Linked DNA regions of Mus musculus: region 2 is linked to region 1. A link is a loop called in an ENCODE intact Hi-C map of the cell type or tissue named here. Cell type or tissue: gastrocnemius. All regions are shown on one strand.

Region 1 (8,000 bases):
GCTGGGACTATAAACATATGCCTCCACACCTGGTCCCCTGGACATATTACAAAGCCTAATGAACTAACTGCTTTTGGTCCAGCTTCGGGATAATGATCTTGGTTAAGCATGATGGCAGATGCCTATAATCCCAGCTATTGGAGAGGGTGAGGCAGAAAGATTCCAAGCTTGAGGCTGGCCTAGGCAACTTAGCAAGGCTGTTTAACTACAATTGGACAAATGAACAAAAGAGACTTGGAGATGGCCTGTGAGTAGAACATGTGGCGAGAACCATTCAATCCCAGCACAAAAACAGAAAGGCTGGTTAGGGAGCTCAGGAGATAAGGGCATTCACTGGCAGCCACACACACCCCAGAGTAAATAAACAGACAGCTTTGGTTGCAAATCCTAAGCTCTCCAAGCTGATAGCTGCAGCACTACTTGAACTGTCTGGCAGTGAACCCGAGCATGTGCCCACCACTGTTTCCAGTCTCCCTCAGCTCGTGTGCACTTTAAACTTTGCACTCAACTCACTGACTCTCTGGCTAGAAGCATTAAAAGAAGCTGTCCTGGCCATCCATCCACAGCTACATAAAATTCCAGGTCAGTCTGGGCTACATGGATGGGGTGGTGTTAGGGACAGGACAGGACAAGGGGGTTGCAGCATCTCTATAACTTAAAAAGTACCTGTCTTAGTCAGGGTTTCTATTCCTGCACAAACATCATGACCAAGAAGCAAGTTGGGGAGGAAAGGGTTTATTCAGCTTACACTTCCATACTGCTGTTCATCACCAAGGAAGTCAGGACTGGAACTCAAGCAGGTCAGGAAGCAGGAGCTGATACAGAGGCCATGGAGGGATGTTCCTTACTGGCTTGCTTCCCCTGGCTTGCTCAGCCTGCTCTCTTATAGAAGAGAGCAAGACTACCAGTCCAGAGATGGCACCACCCACAAGGTGACCTCCCCCCTTGATCACTAGTTAAAAAAATGCCTTACAGCTGGATCTCCTGGAGGCATTTCCCCAACTGAAGCTCCTTTCTCTGTGATAACTCCAGCCTGTGTCAAGTTGACACAAACTAGCCAGTACAGTAACCAATTACAGTAACCAATTCCTTAGCTGCCACAGCCATATGCATCCCAGGCTAAGCTATGTGGAAGGCAGAGTTTGTAGAGAACAATGTTACACCATAATGTCAAAAGTCACACCTTGACAGTGATGTATATAAAAAAGAAAGATGTTCACTAAATTGGTTCTCATACATTTTCCTAAAAAGTAAACAACAACAAAGTCAGGAGCAGTGACCCCAACCCTCTGGAAGCAGCAGTGGGTAGACCAGTTCTAGCCAGTTCTAGACTCGCCAAAGTAACATGGTAAGACCCTATTTCAAAAAACAAAAACCCAACTTTATTACTAATTGAAAAGCACTACTAGCCGGGCGTAGTGGTGCACGCCTTTAATCCCAGCACTCGGGAGGCAGAGGCAGGAGGTTTTCTGAGTTTGAGGCCAGCCTGGTCTACAGAGTAAATTCCAGGACAGCCAGGGCTACACAGGGAAAACAACTACCACTACCACCCAAAAAAACCCCAACAAAACCAAACAAAACAACAACAAAAAATCAGCAAGCAAACCCTGCTATACTTGGGCATGCTACCAGCTTCAGGTTACTAGATCAAATATATATTGCTTCTTTTGGGTTTGTTTTCCTCTTTTTTTTTTTTTTTTTTTTTTTTTTTTTTTTTTGGAGACAATGTATCAATGGCCTGAATCTCCAAGCTCTGGTCTGAGCCTCCTCACAGGTGACCTCAGGTGCACAACGGACCTCAGGATGGTTTGTTGCTTTTGGTTCAGGGGATTATAGACCCAGGTGTGTTTCTTGGATGCTCCCTAGCACTGCACCACAGACCTCTTCCTTCCAGTTTTAACTCGTACCTTAATGTTGCTCCTCCTAGCTTTCTTCTTCCCCTTCCATCTGCTTGAACCTTTACAGTCCTTCACTCCCTCCCAATAGAGATACAAATTGTATTATGTCTGTCTCCCCAGGGACTGTCAGCTCACTGGTAGCTAGGACTCCTGTCTCCTACATAAGTACAGCTGTGCAGGGCCAGAAGATGCTTGGCAAATACTGCAGGAACAAATCTGAGAAAAACTATTTTACTTTTTAACTGTCACCTGTCACAGTGCAGTGCTCTCCCTTTTGGCTGTGAGTATACCAGAAAGTCTCTTCAAGCTGAACACCGACTGTGAGTCAGTCTAGACTGAAATGCTGGTAAACAAAGAATGCAGGCCGGTCTTTCCTGACACCAGAGAGATCAGTCCATTAATTACCACACACATACGCCTCAGATGCTTGTGGTGGAGAAGGGCACCCCCATAAACTAGTCAGCAGTCCAAATGAGCAAAAGGAAGAGGCAGGCGAGGGAATAAGGATCCTCTGGGCCGATGCCCCCATTTCTCCTCTCCCCTTCCTCTATCTCGATCCAGCAGCAACACAACAGGATATCAGCAAGAAATGTACTTTGCGGACAAGCGACAAGGCTTCTCTCAGAACCCTCGCTTCTCCCACAAGGCGATCTGCAAGAACTGAGAAGCACAAACATGTCGAATCCGCTTGAGAATTCGAAATGGGAAATGCTGGAGGGGGATAAGGGACACGGGATGGTAGCGCCTGCACGACTGGAATGGCGGACCAACGTCGCAGCGACTGTCCTGGGACCTCGCCGTGTGTGTGTGTGTGTGTGTGTGTGTGTGTGTGTGTGTGTGTGTGCCCTCACTGACTCGGCCGCTGGTGTCCTGGGCGCGAGGCGGTGCGACCCTCCCCTGCAGGACGGCTTGCCCCGACCTGTCCCCGGGACTCGGGTCTCCGGGCGGCCGGCCTGCGTCCTCCGCTATTGGCGCCAGGCCGTCACCGCCGCACTCACCTGCGCCTGCACGTCCATGGTGGTCCGCACAGGAAGGGATGCAAAGGCAGCAGGCAGGGTGACGAGACCCGCGTCCTCTCAAGGGCTCGCGCCGCAAAACGTCGGAGCCAGGCCAATTCGCCAGGCCAATCGGCCAAGCCAATCCGCCACACCAGTCACTTTTGAATTTCAACCTCCGCGCAGTCAACGCACTTCAATCCGCAGAGGCCAATCCGCGCCGGCGCTGCGGTCGCGAGCCAATCACGGCGCCCTCCGCCTCCGGGGCCACGCCCCCTGAGTCGCGACTCTTCTAGTCCGCCGGAGCAAGAGAACTAGACCCCTTGGATCCTACTTCCGGATCCGCTCTTCCTTATTTCTCCCTCTCCCCCTCCGGAGCGCGGAGCTAGGCCTCTGGTTGCGTCAGAAGTGCGCGTGTGTGGAGGAGTGGCGTGGGGGAGGCAATACGCATGTGCAAAGGTGCCTGAGCGGTGTCGGGGCGGAGCGAGCGCCACCTAGCGGCTGCTGCTGAACCTGCACACCTCCTCGACAAACCTGTAGACTGGAGACTGTTAAACCGAGGTTGCTCTTGGTCCGCTTTCTCAGGTCCGAAAAGTGGGAGCTGGTTGATGGCGCTGACCTGTCCTCAAAAAAGAAAAAAAGTAAAAGAAAAATTGGAGCCCATATCTGGAGATGTAATAAAGTCATAAGTCTAGAGCAGGTCCGGGAGGATAGCAAACTGGTTATCCCTGAAACTCATATAATGTGGAAGGTGAGAACTAATTCGCCACAAAGTTTTCTGTGCCCCTCCTGCCTCCAATAATATATATTATACATAAACAATATGTATTATATACATAAACATATCTTTACACATATACATAATATATACTCAATAATACCTATTATATATAAGCATATATAATATATATAAATAACATAAATTATATATTTATTTTGTTTTTTCGAGATTGGGTTTCTCTGTGTAGCCCTGATTGTCTTGGAATTCTATTTGTAGAACAGGCTGGCCTTGAACTTAGAGATGCCAGGGCTACCCTGTGCCACCATGCCCAGGTCAATAAACAATCTTTTAGATTAAAAAATCAAAACAAAACTATAAGCCAGGCTTGGTGGCACACACCTTTAATCCCAGTTCCCAGTACTCAGAATGCAGAGGCAGACAGATCTCTTGAGTTCAAGGCCAACCGGGTCTACAAAGTAAATTCCAGGGCAGCCAGGGCTTTGTAGAGAATCCCTGTCTTAAATAAAGAAATACACACATGCATACCTGCATACATACATACATACATACATACATACATACATACATACACACATACATACATAACTGGGTAAATAAACAGTATGTTTCTTGACACCAAGTTGTAAATCTACAGCCCTCTTACTTGAGATGTTTCCAAGTCTACAAATGTTAATGAGGGAACACTAAAAAATTTCTGGTTATAATTTTACAAACTGGTTATAATTTTAAACTAGACAGTATTTCCCTAGTGACTTTCTAGAAAAAAAGCAAAAGTTTTATTGTGTGATAGAATATGAGTTTGTCTTCTACTGAAACCTGTTTTGGGAGTTTATCTTTCTTGGCATGAAGCTTGACAGCAAGGTAAACCAACCTGTGAGATTTTACACATGGGATGGACTGACCTGGCCCCTGCAGCCTTGGGATAGGAGCTGGCTCAGGAAGGACTCTGATGCAGCCAGAGCTCCAAGGCTATCAGCTCTGAGAAGGACACATCTGGACAGCAAAGGGAAAACAAATATCTTCCTTATGTATCAATTAGAATAACAGAGGTTTACCCCCAGCCAGCCCAGGATCCTCACAGTATGTGATCTCAGTGGCTTCTTTGGGGGCTAGGTCAGTCTTCAGCTGTCAGGCAGAGCAGCTGGAGACTGCAGCAGCCACACCCAGAAGGTCTGAGAGATTTTTCTGCAGAGAAAGAACTTGGGAGAACGGACTCACCTTGGTGAAACAGTCAACCCAACAACTTGGGCAGGCCCTGCCAGCAGGCAGTTCTTTGCCCAGTGGTCAGTAGTACCACACTTGAAGCGAGCTCCAGGGGAGTGAGTTGCTGCAAATCTTCTTTGGAGACAGCCTCCTGCTGCTATCAGGAGCTGGTATTTGTGGTCAGGGGAACCGTAAATGCAATAGTCAGCAGAGCTCTGAGGGGTTTGAGAGGCAATATGTAATCCTTCTATTAGGTAGACCTGATTTTAAACAAATACTTGTTTTAGTTATTTGCTTTAGGCTTAACCTTGCCAATAGTCAGGGTTTGTATATGCTTGGCCCAGGGAGTGGCACTATTTGGAGGTGTTCCCTTTTTGGAGTAGGCGTGTCACTGTGGGTGTGGGCTTTAAGACCCTACTCCTAGCTGCCTAGAAGCCAGTATGCTGCTAGCAGCCTTTAGATGAAGTTGTTGAACTCTCAGCTCCTCCTGCACCATGCCTGCCTGGATGATAATGGACTAAACCTAGGAACCTGTAAGCCAGCCCCAATTAAATGTTGTTCTTTATAAGACTTGCCTTGGGGGCTGGTGAGATGGCTCAGTGGGTAAGAGCACCCGACTGCTCTTCCGAAGGTCTGAAGTTCAAATCCCAGCAACCACATGGTGGCTCACAACCATCCGTAACGAGATCTGACTCCCTCTTCTGGAGTGTCTGAAGACAGCTACAATGTACTTACATATAATAAATAAATAAATAAATCTTAAAAAAAAAAAAAAAATAAGACTTGCCTTGGTCATGGTATCTGTTCACAGCAGTAAAACCCTTAACTAAGACAGACGTTGGTACCAGGGACTGGGGTGTTGCTGTGATGGGCCTGACCATGGTTTTGTTTGGAAGAATGTGGATTTGGGGACTTTGGGTTTGGAAAGCAGTGGAATGCTTTTTTTTTCCTTTTTCCTTCTTCCTTCCTTCCTTCCTTCCTTCCTTCCTTCCTTTCTTTGTTTTGTTTTGTTTTGTTTTTCAAGGCAGGGTTTCTCTGTATAGCTCTGGCTGTCCTAGAACTTACTCTGTAGACCAGGCTGGCCTCGAACTCAGAAATCCGCCTGCCTCTGCCTCCTGAGTGCTGGGCTTAAAGGCATATGCCACCACGCCTGGCCTGGAATGCTTTAAATGAGACTTAATGGGCTATTCTAGTTGGAATATAGAAGATTTTGTTTTTGAGAGTAATTTGAATTGTGCAGACCTGGCCCAAGAGGTTTCAGGGGAGAATATCAATATGTGGCCTAGAGAGTATTCTTGTGGTATTTGGTGTAGAATGTGACTACTTCTTGCCCTTTTCTGAAGAGTCTGCCTGAGGCTAAGGATAAGAGACTCAGCAGGGCGGTGGTGTCACACGCCTTTAAGCCCAGCACTCAGGAGGCAGAAGCAGGCGGATTTCTGAGTTCGAGGCCAGCCTGGTCTACAGAGTGAGTTCCAGGACAGCCAGGGCTATATAGAGAAACCCTGTCTCGAAAAACCAAAACCAAAACAAAACAAAAAACCGAAAAAAAAAAAAAAACCCTGAAAGCTGGTGATAATGTGATAGAACAAGGGGCCATGTTTCAGCCCCAGCAAGCAGCAGAATTTGGCAGCTTTGGACACATGGCTCTGGCTTTAGAGTCCAGAATAGAAGGAACTACTGGGATAATTGATGCTGGTTGACTGGAGCTAAGAAATTAGTGATGATTAAGAAAAAACCAGCATCACTGAGGTGAAATCTTCTGGGAAGTGTTTCCTGAGAGCATAAAGAAGCTATGTTCCAGAGATAGCCAACTTGAACCTTGTGCTACAGCTGTGCTTGGTAATGTGTAAGTGTCACCCTGGTACTGGTTTTGAAGGTATGGGGAAGATACAAGATAGTAATTAGCTTCCGTTCTGGACACGGACTGAATTTGTCCGCATAGGTGTTTGTGAGTGGAAGGTGGGATGCCTATGCAGAGACCTGGATTCCTCGCGGATACTTCAGTCATGGTCAGTTTTTGTCCTGTTCCCCAAGAGCAGGAAGTATGGCTGCTGGTTCTGTTGAAATCTCCATTGAAGGCGATTCCTTCATAATAAGGCGGACCAGAGGACAGGCATAGCCAGCAGTCCTCAGTAGCGCTTGGATCAGTTCTATTAAGGGCATAAAAGGCTCCTCTCACTAGGTTAAACATTGTTGAAGGAATCGCGGGGGTAATAGTTAGAGATACATGAGGAGTGGGAGGTTGGGTGATAGCGGCCATATTAAGGGGGTCCGCAATCACTGGAGTAGGCTGAGTAATAATATGGGTGAGGGGTGTGGACTTGGTTGGGGGCCTAAAGGATTGTAGGGGGTCTCTATTTTTAATCTGATAGTGAACAATAATCCCTCATCATATCTTTTCTTGTAAATCCTAAGACCCCAGGTATACCCTTTTGTCCATCCCAGAGCTCTTTTCCCTGGTTCAGTGAAGGTGACACGGAGCGGATGGCACCAGTCAGTACACTCGTCTAGGTCAAATCCTCCAGGTACATAAGACGCTAGGGAATAGTTGGCTGTTACTCTAATATAGTCCCAGCTCGAGGAGGGCTTTCAGCGGGCTGTACCTGAAGTGTCTCGCAACCCCAGCTCTTGCAAAAGAAGTCAGCCTTACCTCCACATGTTGAATTGAGGGACTGACTTCGGTGGGGCCCGGGGCAGACATAGAAGGGATGAGTTCGAAGCATACTTCTTTGGTTAGAGCAACCACCCCATGGGTCTCTCGAATGTTTTTCTACATACGGAGGGGGTGTTAAAGGTACCCTCTGAATGTCAGGGTACCCCTCCAAGTCCCATCCAGGAGGGGCTCCTATAGCCAACTTACAGATGTCAGGGAAAAGATCAGGCCACCAAGTCCACAGAGGGTGTACCTCGGCGATTGTCCATACAGCCCTACCCCCCTCATTGAGTACCTCCCACGTTTGTTGAACAGGACTGTGGGGGTTGAAGTCCTTTGGGATGGCTCCTACAAAGCAGGCACAACTTAAAAGGATTAGTAGTCTTCTCCAAAGTCCACTCATCATGGCTGACTCCAGGGGGTTCTCTCTTGACGTGGGATGCGTGGACCCAAGTGGGGATTCCTTCCACTTTGACCGCGGTGGGCATTGTCAGTAGCACCAAGTAGGG
Region 2 (8,000 bases), 55 kb before region 1:
TTTAGATGGTTGTGAGCCACCATGTGGTTGCTGGGAATTGAACTCAGGACTTCTAGAAGAGCAGAGTGCTTTTAATAACTGAGCCATCTCTCCAGCCCCACTCAAGTATTTTTAAAAGGATATTTGGGAAAGGTGTATACTGGTGAGAACCTAAAAAGCATCTGGAAAATGACAGAAAGTACAGAAACAGAATACTGCTAACAGGGAGGGAGAAGCCGCTCAGACCTTAGTCTGGCAATTACTTGAGCTCTGAATCAAATGCATTCCTAGTTGGAGACCAGCTCCCTCTCCCCCCCATGAAGATGAAGTTAAGAGTTACTGGGTGACTATGCCCCAACTCCTCTCTCATTAATCTGAGCTCAGCAGTTCCTTCACTGGCTATCAATACAAAAAGGGCCATTTAGGTTAAGTGACCAGAAGCATGATTTTCTAAAGTCTGTCTAAACCTGGACTACCAGGGTGAGACCCATACCCAAGAGTAAGGGGTTCATGACAATATATATAATCTCTTGGAATGATTATACAATCCAGGACTGAGGTGGTGAAGGTAAGAGTCCAGCAGCAGCAGGGGCTATCTTGTCCTAGAAATCACTAGAGAGCACCAGTAGTCATTTGTAAGTCCAGTGGTAAGTGGGCCAGCCCTGGCCCTTGCATAAGTCCCGGTGGCGAAGGAAGAAGGCCTGGACACGGAATCGACGGCCACAATGGGGACACGCATGCAGAGCTCTCGCATGGGTCTTCATGTGCTCTGTTAGATGATGCTTCAACTTGAAACGTTTATTACAGATGCCACATCCAAAAGGGCGAAGGCTGAACGTCAACATGATGTGTCGGTCTCGTTTCGGCTTTACTGCAAACCGTTTTCCACACAAGCAAGCAAAGCACTTCCCATCTGCAGGGGGTGTCCCTCCTAGCTTCACAGGCCCATGCATAGCCTGCCCTGTTCCTCCAGGTCCTCCATCCCCTGACAGGATTTCATTCCCATGAAGATCCACTGGTTTCCACGATGGATCTCCTGCCCCAGACGATTCCCCTCCTCCTGAGGACAGCAAGTATCTCAGCTCCTCCTTCTCCTCAGAGTCCTCTCCAGATAGTACTTTGGTCTTTTCCTTTGTGCCTCTTGCTATCTCCTCCTTACACTCAACGTTTTCCTGATTCACATATAAGATTTGGGAAGCTTGTACAGGAGGGGCAGGAGGATCTACTGTTGAGCTCTCATCCTCTGAAGGCTTGCTGGGAAGAGCAGGTGTAGGCAATGGGTGGGATCCACAAGCTTGGGAAACCCCTCCCGACACTCTCTCCGGCTGAGGAGTCTGAAAGAGTGGAGCTGCTGACCCCTGCTCCTCTTCCTCCTCTACTTTCACCTGAATCTGTAACATTCCTTCTAGTTCACTCCCCTCCCCTCCAGCGGGGCTCTCAGGGAGAACAGAATTCTCTGTAGAAGCAGAGGAGCGTACTGGGTTCTGGAAAGGGGAAGAGCGAATGCACCAGCCTCCTGAAGATGTTGTGGAAATAAGTGTGAGGCTGGAGGCTCTTCCACCGGCTGAAATCCCACCAGACGTTTCTAGTTCTCGAAGAATCTCTGAGCACCGATCTACCACTTGCCACATCTGAAGGCCGCTGGCTACAAGGAGATGGGCAGGGAGGGCATCCAGCGGCAGGTGGAGGCTTCCTGAATAAATGAGCTGAAGCAGTCCCTCGAACGCATCGGCCTCGATGACATTCGGTAAAGTCAGTCGGGGCGCATCCCCCAAAAGCAGCTTGTCATGGAAGTAAGGAGAGGCAGCAGCCAACACTGCTTTGTGAGCCCTAAGTTCCCTGCCCTGAACCAGGAGGGACACATCACAGAACTTTCCCTCCAGCCTGTGGCGGTTCAGGGATTCCAGCAGCGAAGAGCTATGATGAGGGAACTCAATGTGGATTGTCTGTGGGGCTGGGTTGCATCTCGGAGATGAGGATGCGGGAGGCAAAGGAGTCGAAGCATCCATGGCTACCTCGGGAAGAGAAATAAATCCCGGGGAGTCGGGCAGTGCAGGGTTCTATACGGGGTGAAGGCTGCGGAGGAAAGAGACTGGGGTCACACAAGTTCGGGGTATGAGACCTGTCTCAAGCCGCTCGCCACCGACCCTTGAAAACTCTTCGGTGACAAGCTTCTGTATATTAGTTCCGCCCACCAGGAAACCCAACAAAACACCAGGGTTTACACCTCCAGGCCCAGCGGAAGCTAAGGAGGGAAGGGATGGCGCCCCACCTCGCCGGCTCCGGTCGCCCTCCGCCACCGCTCGCCCCTCCTCACCGTGCTCGCTCCGGCCGGCTCAGTGAGCTCCGGCCCCGCGACGTCCCACCGACACGCCCCCACCGCACGCGCGACCGCGTCGGAGCACCTCAACCGCCAGTGCGCCTGGCCGGCCGGAAGCTACCGCAGTTCCGCCGGACGCCAATGCGGCCAGGCACGGAGGGCGGGACCAGTTCTGCAGCCAATGGGAGAGCGGCAGCCTACAAGCCGTCTCCTCATTGGCTGTGCGGACGGAGGGCCGGGGCTTGGGGAGGGCGGCGGAAGTGGAAGGCGGTTCCCTCAGTTCTGGAGTAGCAGTGAGGGGAGCCACGGGCTCCGCAGTAAGGCTTGCTTCCCTCGTCCCGCCGCGCGAGGTAGGTGCTGCTGCCCTCCGCGTGCACGCGGGACAACCGGGTCTGAAGTCTGGAGCGCACGCTTGCTGAGGACCTGGGTCCTTTCCTCCATTTCGCAGAGGAGCGTCCTCACAATTAAGCCCTAAGTCAAGAGGGTCTTGCACAGACCCTGCACTTGGAGTCTTTGGGGCGCTAAAGCGAGTCCAGTGCTGCGGCGGAGAGAGAGCGGGAGTGTGAGTTTCACCAGGAAGACCCTGCGGTATATATTGTTCTCCTGACTGGGTGGTATAGTGTGTAATGTAAGAGGACTGTTCTTTCCAAAAGTAGTCCCTGTCACCCTTCAGGTCGTTCTGGAGACCCCGGGCTAAAAAGTCGGCCCAACGCCGGGGGAGGCAGCACTTAGTCCCAGCACTTTGGAGGCAGGGGCAGGCAGATCTCTTGAGTTCAATCAAGGCCACCCTGGTCTACAGAGTTCCAGGCCAGCCAGAGCCACACAAGGAGACTCTCTGTCTTGAAAATCCAAAAATAAATAAAAGTCAGCCCAGTGATAAAAGAACAATCTCCGTTTATTAAACATGATTTTTCTGTTTCACCACACACTCCAGAAAAGAAAAGAAAAAAAAAAAAAGGAAATGGGCCTGGGAGTGGGAGAAAAGGGGGGGCAGTGGTGGGGGACCAAGAGTCTGGGAGCAGGGGCAGGAAGGAGAACGAGTAAACAAACAGCAAAAAAAAAAAAAAAAAAAAAGAGTAAGAAGATCTTCTCCCTACTCTTAAGGTGGTGGGTGGGGAGGGAAGTGAGGGGTGGGGCTAGGGAGCCAGGAAGCTCTGTACAGAGGGGTCGCCTCCCAGCCCCCCTCCCCAATTATGTACAGTACAAACCCCAGATAATTACAACAGCCAAAGAGGAGGGAGGAGGTTCAAGGGTAAGGCCTGATGGGGAAAGCAGAGGAAAGGGCATGGGATAAAATTTCACATATTTACAACTTTTATATAAGTATAAATTTGGCCCCGGCTGGGTGGGTGTATGTAGAGGGTTAGACCGAAGGAGAGCTGTCCATACAAAAGAAAGATCGAGTCTGGAGTCTGGGAAGAATTCTCAATACCAAACGCAAGGAGTGAAGAGACAAGGCTGGGTAGGGGGCAGCAGTCAGAGAAGAGGGGGTACCCGGGAGGGGTTTCTCCCCTTCCATGGCCTACCCACCCCAAACCCCATCCATCCTACCTCCCCTATACCGCCAGAGAGCTATGTACAGAAAAACACCGAAAAAGCATGGAGCTGGCGGGAGGGAGGGAGACTGGGTGAGGGTGAGGGTGAGAGGGAAGCCCAGCCCTGTCCTACCTCCCCCAGGGGACAGAGTCATGTAAGGGGGCCCCCAAACACCCATCCTCCAACACAGGTCCCCCCATCCTGGGGGAGAGAGACATGGCTTTTCCTAGAGTAAGTTCCCCCCTCCCCATGGGAGTAGAGACAAGAGAGGGAAGGGGTAGAGGGCTGGCTGCATGTCAGGGTAGGGCAGATCAGCTAGTCTGTCCCTCCACAACCCAACACACATGGCCTCCTATACCCTAACCCCCTCATCCAAACCTCAATTCCACCCCACCCAACACACTGGGGGAGGGGGGGGCATAAGCCCCCTCACCCCGCTCTGGGACCAGCCAAGAGCAGATCAGGTGTGGGAAGAAGGGGAGGCAACTCCCATTCCCCCCTTGCCGCCCCCTCCCTGCCCCGGTGGCCCCCTCCACCCCATCTGGGTTCTGGGTGGGGAGAGTTAATGTAAGAGTGGAAAGAGGAGAAGGAGTTTGTGCGTGCTGAGCCCCCCCAGACGCTCCTGAGAAATCAAGGGGTAATAGGGCCCCCTCACCCGGGGTCCCCTCCCCATAACAAGGGGGGGCAGGGGAGGCCAAAATGGGGTGGTAGAGGGGAGTTATAGATTGTCAGCTCTGGTTACTGCTAAAAAATCACCCTGAAGTTGAAAGTTTGGAGGTGCCACACCCCCAGTGTGGGGGTGAGGGTCTGTCCCCCCAGTGCTCAGGGGAACTATGAGGCAGAGGACAGGGATAGCACCCCAGAGTGAAGGGGTCTGTGTGGGGTAGGTGGTGTACTGGGGTGAAAGAGGGCAGCTGAGGGTCCCACTCTCCCTCCTAGAATGGAGTAGTGGGGTCGGCAGATGGGTGCCCCAAGGAGGCATTAAGGGAGACAATCCCGCTGTCCCTTGGCGACGTCCAGTCCTGGTGGTTGGTGATGTTCCAGGGTGGGGTGCACAAGGAAGGAGGTCTGTGACGCTGGGTGGGCTGGGGTAGGGTGCACAGGGAAGGAGGTCTGTGATGCTGGGTGGGCTAGTGGTCTGCGGTGTTCCGGAACTCGCCGTTCTCTGTGATCTGCAGCCGGGGTGGGGGGGGTGGGGCTGGGGGGGCCAGGCCGTTCCAAGGTGGGGCCAGCGTCACACGCGGGTTTGTTGGACCCAAGGGGGGAAGCTGCCTCTCCTGCAAGACACCAAAGAGGAGAGCGCGGACTTATTGAGACGCTTCGCGGGGCCAGGATGTGGCCCCAAGCTGTGCTCACCCAAACCCAGCCCAGCCACAGCCATGTCCACCCTTCTCCTGTTTGTTTCTCACCTCCAGGAAACCTCACCCCAACTCCTACCAGGAGCCTTTGAACCAGACTTACACCAGAAAACCAGCTCAAAACCTGCTAGCTCTCACCTTCCCTCCAATATAATGCCCACTTCAGGAACTGTTACCCCCCCCTCAGCCCCACTTCCATGGAGCCCCCTCCCAGCACCCTCCACCCCAGGCAGGAACTTCCCAGAACGCACTGAGGAAACAGAGGAGGCAGTACAGTAAAACCTCATTAGTGCAAACCCCTACAGATCTGGAAGTTTGTTAATAATTTGAACAAAACCAGGACTTGAGTTTTCCTTTATCTGTGAAAAAAAAAGACTGTACTAAACAAATTGGTGGAAAACATGTCTGTAGGAGGGGACTTAACCTATGCCAGCAAACAGACTTCATTCTGTATGTGTGCTCCCTGAGGGCCTGTGTGGCAGGAAGCCTTGTGCACAGAGTTCTACTTACTGTGTTTGAAAGACAGGCATTTCCCTAAATAGACGTTGTCATTCAGTTTTGTCAGCTATCAGAGTGGACCTTTCAAATATAACATCCCAAACTAGGTTTGACTGTAGTGGAAACAGGAAGGGATTTGGGAGGTGATGTGGAGCGACATCTTGTAGGAAGACTCCCAATATTAGAGCAGTGGCCCTTGCCTTCCTAATGCTGCAGCCCTTTAATAGAGTTCCTCATGTGGTCACCCCAACCATCCAATTATTTTGTCGCTGCTTCAGTACTGTACTTTTGCTACCATTATGAATCATAATGTACATATCGGATGTGGGAACTCCTGTAAAGGGCTTGTTAGACCCCAAAGGGCGCATGACCCACAGGTTGAGAACCACTGGTTTAAAGCCATTCACTGTGCCCAGAGTGAATTCCCAGACTGGCTGTCCCTTCCTCCCAACCCTCCATCCTTCTTCTGCCTTGGTTCCCCTCCCCAGGTTTCCAGCTTGAGTAGCAGACCCTAGAGGCCACTCTTGGGCCTATTTTCAGAAGCTTCTATGGCTCTTTTACCCACTTCATGGCTCCTCCTCTCAACGCAGCCTTCTGTGTCTGTGCTGGAAGAGGGGGCCGTGTGGCCCCACAATGTTGGACACGTACTTGGCCTTTAAAATCCAACTTAAAATGAATTCTATTAGGTTTAAGTAGCAGCTGGGCTGCAGTGAGATCAAAGCCTACAAATAGTTTGGAACAAATAACCAAATTACTGTCTAAGCTACAAGACATTTAGGTAGGGCAGCATGTAGTTATATCTGACCCTATCTCCAAAGGACACACAAAAAAAATGCAGCCTCCCGAGATCAGCTTCCCCCACCTCCGTATCAGAATCAAAGACTCACCTGTTGTTACAAGGCCACCCCAAATATAACCTTAGACAAGCTACCCTCTGGGCTCAGGGTATGTCCCAGGCAGTCAGTCGTGGAAGACCCTGAGCACACACAGCAGGAGAGCAGGGAAGGAACCCCAGATCGTCTCCACTCTGCATGTCTGCTCATAACGACACATGGGCATGCCCCCTACGCCCTCATGAACCCAAATTTAGAAACTGGATAAATTAGGGTACCATTATTCATTTTACAAAAGAATTCACTGCAGGAGTCCTCTTTAAATGGTGAGGCTCCTTGGTGTCTCTCAGCATTTATTTACAGATCACTGACAACTGTGACAGAGGCCGGGCAGGCAGAGAGTAAAAATTACACTGTGGAGCCACTGCCCACCACAGATCCTTCCCACAGAAACGTGCCTCGGGACAGGTGGACCCGACAGCTCCCTATTCACTGGCTTTTAGGTAGGATATGTGTCCTGAAAGGCTCCTGGGCGGCAGTGGGAGAGATGAGTGGCATTACCAACAGCAACTTGGGCTCTGCCAGAAGAGGCTATTTAACATGCTGTTCCTGGTGTCCCTGCCTGGTACTAAATCTGGCGACTGAGCCCCTGAATACATTCTAGGGAGCAGTTTTCCCTCACTTGTGACTCACAGTCCGGCCTCAAATCTGCCCAGGACCTGTGCTCGCCTGTGCTGCCTGCTCTGTCACTGCCAGGACATCTCAACAGCAGCTCTTCCAGGGCTTCCGCCCAGCAGAACTAAGGAGGCCTCAGATTCCTTCTGCCTCACAGGTGCAAAGGAGAAGGAGCAAAGAAGGCCACAGCAGGAGGGGGTGAGGGATCAGGAGAGGAAGCAGGAACCTGACCTACCTGCTGGAGTCAGCACAGCTCTCTAGCCTGGCCCCAGCGCAGTATCCCTCCACCCTGTCCCACCCACTCCAACATCCCAGCTCCCAAGGACGCTCTGGTGAAATGGGGGGTGACAGACAGACACTGGATAGGTAGAGGAAAGGAGGGTGGTGCCAGGAGGTGGCTGGTGGGCCAGTCTGGAGAGAACTGGGAAGCCTGTAACTCTGCTTGGTCTTTCTAAGGGTCCAATTTGGTACTACTAGGCATCAAAGGGTAGGTGTGGGGTGTCAGCAGGTGAGCTCTGGTTGTACCTTGGGAAGGGGTCTGTGCAGGAGGTGTCGGGAGGGAGGGGTCTGTGGAGGGTCTCTGGGTGTGGTGCACAGCAGTGAGAGGGGAGAGGCTCCAGAGAGTTGGAGGGGGTGGGCTTCACCACCAACCTGCAGTGGTCCGGAGTCACCTCCCCCAGTGTCCTCCGCCCGTGGTCAAAGCGGAACCAGGAGAATTACCTGATGAGGAGCTGCAGGGGGAGAGAGTGGGGTCATGGGGTCAGGAAGCTTGGTGGTGGTGGCAGGGATGCCTGGTGGTTA

What was found. Peaks named below come from ENCODE experiments on the same cell type or tissue, not always from the same donor. Only the 100,000 strongest peaks of a DNase experiment are listed, where the experiment ranks them.
Region 2: a loop joins it to region 1, with 6 times the contacts of the local background. A loop is called at or near these places in 9 of 42 quality-filtered maps.

Annotation. Positions count from the first base shown.
Region 1 is chr17:26,912,182-26,920,181 of GRCm38, reverse strand. It overlaps Kifc5b (kinesin family member C5B), which reads right to left and starts at 3,091. Exons shown (of 11, transcript NM_053173.2): 1 at 2,897-3,091. The coding sequence starts at 2,914. In gastrocnemius, no CTCF peak of the experiment used is centred here; a DNase peak (open chromatin) is centred at 3,241; H3K4me3 peaks cover 1,347 bases; H3K27ac peaks cover 846 bases.
Region 2 is chr17:26,967,611-26,975,610 of GRCm38, reverse strand. It overlaps Syngap1 (synaptic Ras GTPase activating protein 1 homolog (rat)), which reads right to left. Exons shown (of 19, transcript NM_001281491.2): 19 at 3,177-5,112. The coding sequence ends at 4,966. Zbtb9 (zinc finger and BTB domain containing 9) reads right to left here and starts at 2,432. Exons shown (of 2, transcript NM_001005916.2): 1 at 2,297-2,432; 2 at 1-2,055. The coding sequence starts at 1,988. The coding sequence ends at 609. In gastrocnemius, no CTCF peak of the experiment used is centred here; DNase peaks (open chromatin) are centred at 2,484, 2,971 and 4,188; H3K4me3 peaks cover 2,336 bases; H3K27ac peaks cover 1,585 bases.